Linked DNA regions of Homo sapiens: region 2 is linked to region 1. The links are chromatin contacts, found by Hi-C or POLR2A ChIA-PET in ENCODE. All regions are on one chromosome and are shown on one strand. Each heading gives the region's core, a stretch centred on a gene start or an enhancer-like site at or near the end of the contact. The rest is flanking DNA. Distances are from core to core; before and after follow the strand shown.

Region 1 (5,724 bases), core at 1,203-3,702:
ATCTTGTTCCAGAGTCAGCTCTGGAGGGGGCTGCTTCCCTGTGGGGCTGCCAAAGGTTTAGGTCACAGCTCTTGCATGGCCTCTTGAGTGTGGCTGATCTGTCCTAAGGCAGCTACCTGCCTGTTCACTCAGGGGAACACTCGCAAACCTCTTCAATGGTACCCTGACTGTAGCGCTCACCTTCTTAATGAACTCTGGGATGAGTTTCTGGTCTGTCGGGTGGTCTAAGGAGGAACAGCAATCTAATTCCAAGATGTAGCCTTCATTGTGAAGATCAGTTTTCTGAGATCTGAAGAGAAAGAAAAGCACACACAGAAACAGATTAATATCTTGCATAATTTGGAGACAGTCTCACTCTTGTCACCCAGGCTGGAGTGCAATGACGCGATCTCGGCTCACTGCAACCCCCACCTCCCGGGTTCAAGCAATTGTCCTGCCTCAGCCTCCCGAATAGCTGGGATTACAGGCACCCACTACCACACCCGGCTAATTTTTTTTTTTTTTTTTTGAGACGGAGTCTTGCTCTGTCGCCCAGGCTGGAGTGCAGTGGCGTGATCTCGGCTCACTGCAAGCTCCACCTTCCAGGTTCACGCCATTCTCCTGCCTCAGCCTCCCCAGTAGCTGGGACTACAGGCGCCCGCCACTGCGCCCAGCTAATTTTTTTGTATTTTTAGTAGAGATGGGGTTTCACCATGTTGGACAGGCTGGTCTGGAACTCCTGATCTCAGGTGATCCGCCCGCCTTGGCCTCCCAAAGTGCTGGGATTACAGACATGAGCCACTGTGCCCAGACGCAGAATATTTTTTTTTTTTTTTAAAAAGAATCATTGGGTCTTTAATGAAGCCCCAGATTCTTTCCCGAAAGTAACGTCAAAAAGGCACTGATGAAAAATGGTTTATGGAAACTACTCAAGTAATATATACATATCCACATCATAGTAAGACCTCTAAGATGTAGCATCATGTAAAACACATCATTATAGAATGATGGGTTTGGTACAATACAGCTTACATGTTATACACACACACACACACACACACACACACACACACACACACACACACAAACTCTCACTCCAGTAATGTCTATGTCCCATTGGTTTATATCCGCCAGGGCACAGAAAAAGAACAAGCAAGACATACACCAAACCAATAATAGCAGGTACCCCTGGGGAATGGGGAAGGCTTATGTGGATGGGGATGGGGATGGGTGGTGATGGTATGGGTGTGGGGGTGGTGATCAAAAGTGAATTTAGCCATAATCCCTAATTGTTTTCATTTTTAAATGAAAAGAATATATTCCTATATCACTTAGAAAATTAAAAATTAATTTTTAAAAGACTTTAAAAGGGTTCAACCCCTTTAGAGGGCAATCTGGCAAAATCTATGGAAATTAAAGATGCATTAAAGAAAGACTACTGAGCAACTAAAAGAAATTCTGGGAAAACAGCGTGGGTGTAAACGGCTGTCTGAGGTGAAGGCCTGTAGTCTTGCTGTCAAAGGAGAGGCTTCCTAGCGCACCCTGCCATCTCTGCACACAGGGGCTGCTTTCCAAAGCACCACCACATAGACATCCCTGTGATACAGCACAGTTCAAAACTGCACCCATTCAGGAGAGCCAGCAGCAAGTGGTCACCAGGAGGAAATTCCACCACTTCACAGCCATTCACAGGCAGGGCTCCTGTATGACACTAGAGTGGAAATCACGTGGGTGTCAGAAATTGAAGAGGATTCCTTGGCCCAGCCAGGCATAAGGCAACAAGAGTGGTACTGCAGCTAAAGGCTGGCAGAACGTGCTGTCTCTTCTAGGTGGCTGGTGGTATTGGGGAGTGGGAATTAGAGACCAAGGCTCCCAGCTCCTTGTCCAGGGCTCATGTACACAGCTAATCTGCACTGGTGGAGGAGGGAGCAGAGCCCTCCTGGCCCACTTATGAGGCTGTTCTACCAAAGAGGGGCCCCTGAAGTCCCTGTGAGAGCAGGACTGTCCAGAAAATGCATAAAGCAGGCACTTCCACACTGAACTCCTGAGATACATGCATCTCACCAGTTTCTAACTGTGTATTTGCTGCAACGTTTTAAATAAATTTCTAAGATTCTTATATAGCATTAAAAGCAATTTCTGCTACCATTAACCATCTGTGTATGATTCACCTTAAATTTAAAAGTGAAAAAAATGAAAGAGGATTTGGTTTTCCCCAGGTGTGCAACTGTGATTTGGTAAGCAAACTTCAATAGCTTATTTTTATTTTTCTTTCCAACATACCCTTCCAAGGGTAGGGTACTGTGGCGCATACATTCAAAATGTAAAACAATAAACTGATTTCAATCTGGAACAAACTAATCCCAAAAGAATAAACCAATTCTGAACCCTAACCTTTTTGCCTTAATACTTGGTCAGAGACTAGACTCATGTTCTCATTTCCTCCCCAAACAAAAGACATATTAAGAGGAACTAAGGCAGATGATTCCAGACCTTTGAAAAGAAGACTTGGTCAAGACACACTGTCATACGTACCATGTGAGGTCTCAAACAACAAAAATCAGGATGAGGGAGAGGGGGTTCTAAAATCTAAAATCCAGCTGTTCTGTTACATGGAAACAGGCTATATGAGGTTATTTAGAAATATCCATTGAGATTTCAAATGAATAGACTAAAAAACTATAATCATTTTAAATAAGTCAATGCTGTATCCATTAAGTACAACATTCACAGGATGAACAAAAGGAAGACAAGTTGGTCTGTAAGCAACTCACAGCCCAGATCGATTCTAGGGAATAATCTTTAGCATAGAATCTAATAAGTACCATCTCTGGTTCTGGAACAAGAAGTTCTATAACAAGAAAGGAAGCTCTGGTTCATTTCTTCAAATAATTAACTCAGTTACATCTGAACTGAAAGGGGCACAAAAGATCAAGAAAAATAGGCATTACAAATTTTTTAGATGAACCATGGAAAATTACATCTCAGCCTATGGTTTCTTGGAAAAGCAAATCTAATGCATATTGGGGGAATAGGTGAGCAAGTAATAGGCGTTCTCCTGCCTTTGGGAATTAGCTCCTCAATTTGAAATGAAAGGATTATTACACTGAAGAATGGCTGAAAGGGAGAGGAAGGGGGAAAAATCCCTAAACCCCTTGAGGACAGATGCTGGCTGCCCAGCCTTGAAGTCAGCACTCTGTGATGGTGCAGCTATGGCCTCACAGAGGAAGAGCTGAAGGCAGAAGGCACAGTCACACAGAAACTCTCTCCTTGCCACTAATCCTATGAAAAACAGCATTAAATCCACTAGCAAAGCCCTATAGAGCTGCCAGAGGGAGTTTCTGGGCTTCTCAGCACTGGAGGTGGGGAGTGAGGTGGTGGTGGGGAGACCATGGTTGCTGTGGCAAACACACTCTAAGATGACCCCCACAACAATCCCCACCTCCTGGTGTTCACACTTTTGTGCAATCCAGCCCTTTCAGTGGGGGCAGGGCCTGTGACTTGCACCTACTCAATAAAACATGGTAAAGGTGATGGATGTCACTCCTGTGATGGCATTATGTTATATGACTCCCTCTGAGCTAGAGAATCCCTTACTGGCTTTGAAGAAGAAAGCTTCAGGAAGAAGGAGAGAGCCACATGGCAAGAAATTGTGGGTAGTCCCTGGCCAACAGCTGCAAGAAAACAGAGATCCCAGTCCTACAACTACAAGGAGATGATTCCTGCCAACAAACTGAGGGAGGCTGGAAGTGGGGCTTTCCTCAGTTGAGCCTCTGATGAGACTGCAGCCTGAGCCAACACTGATATTACAGCCTGATAAAATTCTGAAGCAAAGAACCCTGATAAACTACAGAAACCATATGATAATAAATACGTACCATTTTGAACCATGAAATGTGTTATCATTTATTACAGAGCATAGAAAACTAATACCAAAAAAAGAAAACAGAAAACTAACACAGTTCCTGAGGAGGAAGACATGGCAGTTTCATGCTTAGAACAGGCCACCCACTGGTGACCAGGCCTAGGCCCAAACCCACAAAATCCAGCCAGACATCTGAAAGCAGCTCCATCAGGTGAGGAGTGTTCTGTGTCCCTGAGGGCAAGGACTATCCTGGGAGACAGAAGTGGACATGTCCTAGAAGTGACCTCCAGGGCTGTGGCCTGGTTGTCCAAGATACCACAGGACAAAGGAATAAATATTCCGCTATCAATCTAGTTTCTATGGAAGAAGCATTAACCTGAAACTCCCAGCTGAGCAGGCATTGCCACCTTCCTATGGGGTAGTGGAAATACCAGGTATGCTCCCCAAAGGGCCATGTCATTGTATCATCCTGGAAAAGAATATGGGAAACCACCAAACTTCCCCTGGACAGAAGTCCAGATGACTTCCACTTTTGGAAAGGACAGAGAGATCTGGTTTTAAACAGTAAGAAAAAGAAAACACAGAATGCATTTCTGGAGACGTACACAGGGTTAACTAACAGCAAAAGCCCCCCCAACCTACTTTATCTGGAAATTAACACTAAGCACTCTCCAATTAAATAAAGACACTCTGAGGAGAGCATGACTAATAATAAAATATGCTTCCCCATCACTCGCCATCCCCAACTTGGTATGATAATTCCAATAGATTTATTAGTTAGAGGCTACCGGTGTTAGAGCTAACTAGAGGCAGGTAATACACCAGCTGTGAGCCTTTGGGCAATTTACTTAAACTTTCTGTGCTTCAGTTTCTTTCACTAATGAATGGGATATTATACGGAGCTACCTCTTAACATTGCTGTAAGGATTAAATAGGACAAAAAGAAGCAAAGCCCTTAGCACAGAGGTACAACATCCAGGCTCAACAAATCCTACCTGCTACTGATCTGTTATTATCATCTATAATTGTGTTCTTACTTTTCCTTCCTAGCACTTTTCACAGTTCATTACTCATTCATTCATTAAATATGGACCACACTACTACTGTGTCAGGTACTATACTTTAGCATTCATCAATAGATAGAAGTGACAAAACCTCTGCCTTTGTGGAGCTAACAATCTAATAGGAGGAGAAAGACAATAAGCAATAGACATGCATGAGCACCTAACAGAGTATGCCCAATGGTGGGAAGTCTTGAAAAAAAAAAAAAAAGAAAGAAAGAAAAGGGCTGGGCACAGTGGCTCACGCCAGTAATCCTAGCACTTCGGGAGGCTGAGGTGGGAGGATCACCTGAGGTCAGGGGTTCGAGACCAGCCTGGCCAACATGGCAAACCCCCATCTCTACTAAAAATACAAAAATTAGCCAGGCATGGTGGTGCACGCCTATAATTCCAGCTACTTGGGAGGCTGAGACAGAATTGTTTAAACCTGGGAGGCGGAGGTTGCAGTGAGCCAAGATCACACCACTGCACTCCAGCCTGAGCAACAGAGTGAGACTTCATCTCAAAAAAAAAAAAAAGAAAAGAAAAGGAAAAAAGAAACACAGCAGCAGGGTAAGGTGAATGGCAGGGGCAGCAGGGAGACAGTTGTAGTTTTAATGAGGGTGGTCAGGATAGCTGCACTGATGAGGTGAAATTTGGAATAAAGACTTCCAGGAGGTAAGGGACCGGGCTCATCCAGGGCATGAGCTCTCCAGGCAGAGGGAACAACAGCTCATGCAAAGGCCCTAAGCTGAGGGCATGCAAAGAAGCCCTGTGGCCGGGGCTCAGTGCAGAGGGGTGCAGGGAGGAAGACACAGTTGGAGAGCCTCAGGGGAGATG
Region 2 (5,724 bases), core at 1,565-4,064, 43 kb after region 1:
CAAAGATTCTAAAGAAAACTAAAAAAAAAATAATAGCTGTCAAGGTAGATGAAGGTAAGGATATAATAGAAGGCGAAGGGAAAAGTAATTTTAAAATGTGCGGGGTTACATTCAGATACCTTTGTAAACATCTAAAGTCTCCCTCCATCTTCACAATGTTGATTGAAATGCTTAGCTACTGTATCATGGGTTTATGCCAAAAGATGACGCAGAGCTAGTCAGCAGAAACACTGTCAAAGACCACAGCTCTGCACCTAATGATGGGCAGATGAACGTTTGTTTTCAATGAATTCACTGTGAAAACACAATCAGTTTTGTGTTTTAAGCTAAAATAAAATGTTTACAATATATACCTTTTAAAAAATAATTCCCTGTTCCAACCAACCTTTTTGATTTACTGACCAATTATGGTCTCAACTGTGACAGTGAAGGAGTGGTCAGTGTTGCCAGGCCCTTCAGTAAGATGAGGAATGGAAGACATCCACTGGATTTAGAGATCACTGGGAGTGGAGAAATGCAACCAAGTCAGGCCGAAGACAGTCAACTGTTATGTGACAATATCACAAGCCGTTCTTCCCTATCAAGTTCTTTTGCACTTAGTGTTTCAGAATTTAAATGCTGCTTTTTAATCTCCTTTTTTGAGCAAATGGTTTCAATGTATTTTACAGCAGAAAAAGCCCTTAAAAATGAGAATGAGGATGATGATGATGATGATAGAAGTATTATGGAAATAATATGAACAACAGTAACAATGATAGCTACCTTCCATTGGACATATATTGTCCACCAGACATTGTTTTATATGCTTTACAAGCATCCTTGCTTAATTCTCAATCTCTCAGCTATGTACTATTATTATCTCCATTTTAAAGATGAGAAAACTCTGGACCAGAGAAGTTGAGTAAATTTCCCAAGCCTGCAGAGCCACTAAGGGTTGAACCTGACATTCAAACCCACGCATTCAGAGCCTATGCTCTTAACCTCTACACTATGAATTCTCCCTAATTAACTAAGCTAATGTTCTCATTCTATAGATCATAAAATGATGTCCAGAGGGATTAAACAATTGGCTAAAGAGACATAGCAGTACCAGGACTATAGAAGACACCCTCAGATCCCAATCCTATGCTTTTTCTACTATACCACAGTAGTGCAGCAAGTGAATGTAGCAAGATCAGAACAAAATGACTCTTAAAAACCAACAAACGACACCTCCTTGCTTCTACACAGTTGTGTGCCTCCAAGATGTTCCTTGCTTAAGGACTTGTTTAAGTTCCATCAATAGTCAGCTTCTTGGGCTCAGGTTTTCTTTGAAAGGTTGATTACAGCGAAGAAAAACAAAGCCTTTTAAAAATGTAATGTTTATTTCCTCAGTGAATTTAGTGGTATAATTGTAATTGGAAAAAAATAAAGCATGAACGTATGTAACGTATTTACTGCTATGGGAGTCTACAATGGAAGAACCAGAAAAATAAGAATAGTTACACAGTGGTTACAAATATCAAGCATAAACCAGACATGCTTAATTTCAGGGTATGATACAAGAAAATAAATGAAGCAAATATTTAAAGCAAATTCAACTTTCCAATTTTAATTTTAAAAGTGTTATTCAAAGACATTTATAAAGAGAGAGTGATATAATTAAGGCAAGCAAAATGCAAATAATGCAAATAATGCAAAATGCAAATAACATGTTATTGACCTTCTCCATATCCCAGGACTTCCTTCCCACAGTGCAGAAATGGAAGGCAGAAGACAAAAGTCAAAGCCAGGGGTGAACAGGACATGATGCCAGACCTCTACAAGGAGTATGAGCTCCACCAGATCTGAGCTTCCCTAGATGACAAGGCTGCCACTGTAACCAGGTCTCCTTAGTCACCTTCTGCTCTCCTAATGAGAGTCATTTCCATAGATTTTAATAGTTTCTATCACAATGATGATTTTCTAAAAACCCACTCTTATATATCTTTACAGGGTCAAAATTTAATAGGAATTGCCAAATTGCCCCACATTGGTCTTATCAATTCACAGTCCATCTATGGAGTGAGACCATGCCGTGCTGACTTCTCAGCAAAGTGGCAGCTGGTGAGCACACCTGCATCAGGATCATCTAGGGGTGGGAAGAGTGTGTTTACATTAGGAATGCAGGTCCCAGGCTATCCCCAGATCTACTAAATCAGACCTGCATTTCAATAACCAGGGCCATTGACTTGTTTGCTCACTCAAGTCTGAGGACGATTGTGTGAGAGGCTGCCTGGAGCCACGTCTGGAGAAAGACTGTGAAGCCAAGGGTGAGCTCACTGGGAAACAGTTCCCAATCAATTCATAATGCCTGCATGGTGGCAGGAATGGGGGAATTGGGTAGATGGATACATAAGACACAAATCTCTCCTTTCTCCTCTCCTCCTCATTCCCTAACTGCTTAGAGAATTCCTACTCATCCTTCACAACTCTTTCTAGAAGAGACTTCTTCAACCTATACACCAAGGCCTCCCTCCTTGTGTCAAGGCACCATCTAGCACTCACCATCACAGTTTTCTGGCGTGTCTCCCAGGGAAGGCAGGGACTTTGTCTTGTTCATTTTCTTCTCCTCACAACTAGCTTTTTGCCTAGTCCATAACTAGAATTCAATAAATCCTTAGCAAATGACTACGTGATTGAAAAAACAAAAACAAAGGATAGAGCAAATACAGAACCAGTTACTGGGAAGGACAAGACAGCAAAACCCAGCCTCCTCCTCTCCACCATGCTGTCTCCCATGAAGATCCCAGGTCTTCCAAGGGTAAGGAAAAACAGGCTGATAAATGAGGGCTGGCGGCCAGCAACCCTCCCACTGCAGCCAGGCTTTGTCTCCACGCCATAAACACCTCCTTGCTCACAAGAGTTGGACCCTGTTGGGATCAGCAAACAGCTGCAGCAACAGCAGCATATGACCTGCCCAGTTTGTTTAGGTGGCGTGTGTTTGTGAGGAGCATTTGCTCTGTGGTGTTTTTCTATAACGATTACGTGGAGAAATGATGTTATTTTCAGGGGGTGAGGAATACCAAAGAGGCTTATTTGGCAAAAGCCACAATCTGTTCACTTCTACTTTGTGTGCGTATGTGAAAATCCTCACGCTAGTAGCCAGGATTTTTCAAATCCACTGGGAAGAGACTCCAAAAACAGGTTGGGGGCAGGAAAACAAAACCCTAGGATGACAAGCATGCAAATTAACACTGAAACCAGGCAAAGGACTAGTCCTGACAGATGAAAACACTCAAGCCAGCTGTATGTAAGGATTAGGAAAATTCTAAATAGGGGAGCATTCTGCCCACAAGTTTTGTTAGGAGAGGACATTAACACCAGTCATTTATGGTCCTCAAAGCCCAGTATATTGGTGTTGGGGGTGGAGGTGTCTGCTGTGTTCAAAGGACAGTGGCACTGAAAACTCAGGACTCAGAGACACTCTCTTCTTAACTCCTCAAGCTCTCAGATAACCAACTAGTAGAGTCAAAATAATCTAATCATGGACTATTAATGCACATGGCAAAAACTCAACGGATATCCTAGTCAACATAATTCTACATCGGCTGTTCTGTCAAGATGATAATGAAACATCAGACAATCTGTGAGAACATGATGCCAAGAAGAAATACAAATTGGGCTCCTCCATTCCTCATGGAAATTAGAAGATTCTAAACTAATCAATTAGTTTCACATCCCCCGACACCTCCCTCCCACCGCCCCCACCCCCGTCTCTGCATTATCATTCCACTTCATGAAATTTCCTGGGAATCCACTTACTATTCTGTGATCAAGGACAGCAAATGAAAATCAAGTTCTCTGCAGAACATGAGCGAAACTTTACATTGTAATGTAAAATGAGCTGATTAAGGGCACTTAATCCAAGAACAGCTAATTCTTAAGACCTCGAAGCAGAGTGGATGAAATGTCAGGAAGGAGGAATGCAGCCGGGTTCTAATCACACAGAAAAATGGATTCCGGCACTCGACAGGCTGCCTTATTAACAATTACAGTAACCAGGGCTGTTCTTTTCAAAAGAATGCCTAGCAAGTTAGAATAAAGACCCCATCTTCGGAGATCTGTGGTAGAAAGTATACCCCTCTTTTTAGAAAATAAGGTACTCCAGCCTCTGGGAGCATCCTAAAAGATGAGAGGAAACTCAAGGAGAATGGTTTATCTTTCTGAATGGTTTATCTTTCTAATTTCATCTCATTCAACTTCTTACACATTGGAAGGTGATTGTAAACTCAGGTATGTTAGGAATAAGTTTATTATTAAAAAGTAATAAACACCCTCCGCTGACCAAACTCTTAGAAAAGGATTACAGAACCACTTTTCACTTTGAAAAATTCTTGAGGACCCCCCTAAGAACTTTTGTTTATGTGGGTTACATCTATCTATATTCTTCACGTTAGAACATTTAAAACTAAGACATTTTAAAAATAAGAATATCCAAGCACATATTAATTAGTGATGATACCATCATGGGTCGTGTAGCCACAGGAAAACTCCATTGCACGCTTGTCAAAGAATAAGAGTGGAAAAGGCGAACAAAGGTCTTAGTATCATTTTGAAAATAGTTGGGACCTTAAGAACTCCCAGGGGTCCCCAGACCACTCTGAGAACCACTGACCTAGAGTCATGTCTGGTTGACATAGAAATGTGTTAGAGTTATAGAGAGGTCAACTCTTTCAAGAACCACTTCTGTCATAAAAACAAACACTCTGTGTATTATGTGTCAATAAAAAGTTTTTTTTTTAAATGACAGATGCCATTGCTATAAGAACTTTAATAAGTATATGTGAAACTTTCTGGTAGCTGGCAGGAAAACAGGCTCTTTAATCTTTTACAGTTCACCACATTTGTTTTACAGCCTCTGCAAGTACAGATGACTAACTGCTTCTACGCAGAGCTGTGCAGCGTTTCTACCAAAGGCCAGGCCTGTCTGGGTAAATCCATTCCCTTCAGTAAACATTGCAGGGAGGCAAGTCTTCTTAAGAAGCAGTTTAACTCAGTGGTTAAGAGCCCAGGCTCTGGATTTAGACTTCCTGGGTTCAAATCCTGGCTTGGCCTCTTGCCAAGTGACCTTGCATGAGTTCTTAATCTTCCTCCAAGTATAAAAAGGAAGAATAACAATATTTAACTGGTAGGATCTTCATAGGAATCCTATGAAGGGTTACATTTCTAGAACATAGTAGTACTCAATAAATGCCGGTTATCATTATACCTTCTTTTACGATATACAAGGCATCCCAAAAGTCTCAATACAGTTTTATGCTGAAATTTCAGAAATATAAGCATTACAAACTTACCTCAAATACCACTTATTTAGTTCTGTAAATTTTAAGTAATAAAATTTTAGTTTTTTGTTTCGGTGCCTCTGATTGAAAGTGGCAAGTGCTGCCTGAAACAAAAATTACATTACTAATTTCACAGTGGAGCAGGGAATAAGTATACACACAACTATTAGACAAAGGAGACTTTTTACCATTAAGACTTAATTCGATAGACATGGCTGTGGTCTGAATGTGTCTCCCCCAAATTTATGTGTTGGAAACTTAATCCTCAACGCAGCAGTGAAGGGAGGTGAGTCCTTTTGAGAGGTGCTTAGGTCATGAGGGCTCAGCCCTTATGAGTGGATTAATATCATTATAAAAGGGTTTCACAGACAGAGTTTGGTCCTTTTTGCCTTCTGCCTTCCACCATGTGAGGACACAGCAT

Evidence for each region. A loop is a pair of places that touch in the nucleus more often than their neighbours do. ChIA-PET counts read pairs that join two places held with the same protein, here RNA polymerase II (POLR2A).
Region 2: a map of B cell shows a loop between it and region 1 (2.5-fold over the local background). The contact joins two enhancer-like sites. A Hi-C loop is called at or near these places in 6 of 168 maps with a recorded cell type or tissue (B cell, CD8-positive, alpha-beta T cell, aorta and 3 more). POLR2A ChIA-PET finds 5 or more read pairs at or near these places in 5 of 52 experiments (CD4-positive, alpha-beta T cell, CD4-positive, alpha-beta memory T cell, OCI-LY7 and 2 more).

The regions. Positions count from the first base shown.
Region 1 is chr3:16,409,195-16,414,918 of GRCh38, forward strand. It overlaps RFTN1 (raftlin, lipid raft linker 1), which reads right to left. Exons shown (of 10, transcript NM_015150.2): 4 at 181-289. Among named protein-coding and RNA genes, the nearest start is that of RFTN1, 100 kb to the right of the region's middle. Within about 2 kb of position 2,453, at least 3 of the 41 ENCODE cell types and tissues checked have a DNase peak (open chromatin) inside an H3K27ac peak, as active enhancers do.
Region 2 is chr3:16,452,252-16,457,975 of GRCh38, forward strand. All of the region lies in intron 2 of RFTN1 (raftlin, lipid raft linker 1), which reads right to left. LOC124906220 (a long non-coding RNA gene) reads left to right here. Exons shown (of 2, transcript XR_007095840.1): 2 at 1-4,713. Among named protein-coding and RNA genes, the nearest start is that of RFTN1, 59 kb to the right of the region's middle. RefSeq lists an enhancer at 3,628-4,147. Within about 2 kb of position 2,815, at least 3 of the 41 ENCODE cell types and tissues checked have a DNase peak (open chromatin) inside an H3K27ac peak, as active enhancers do.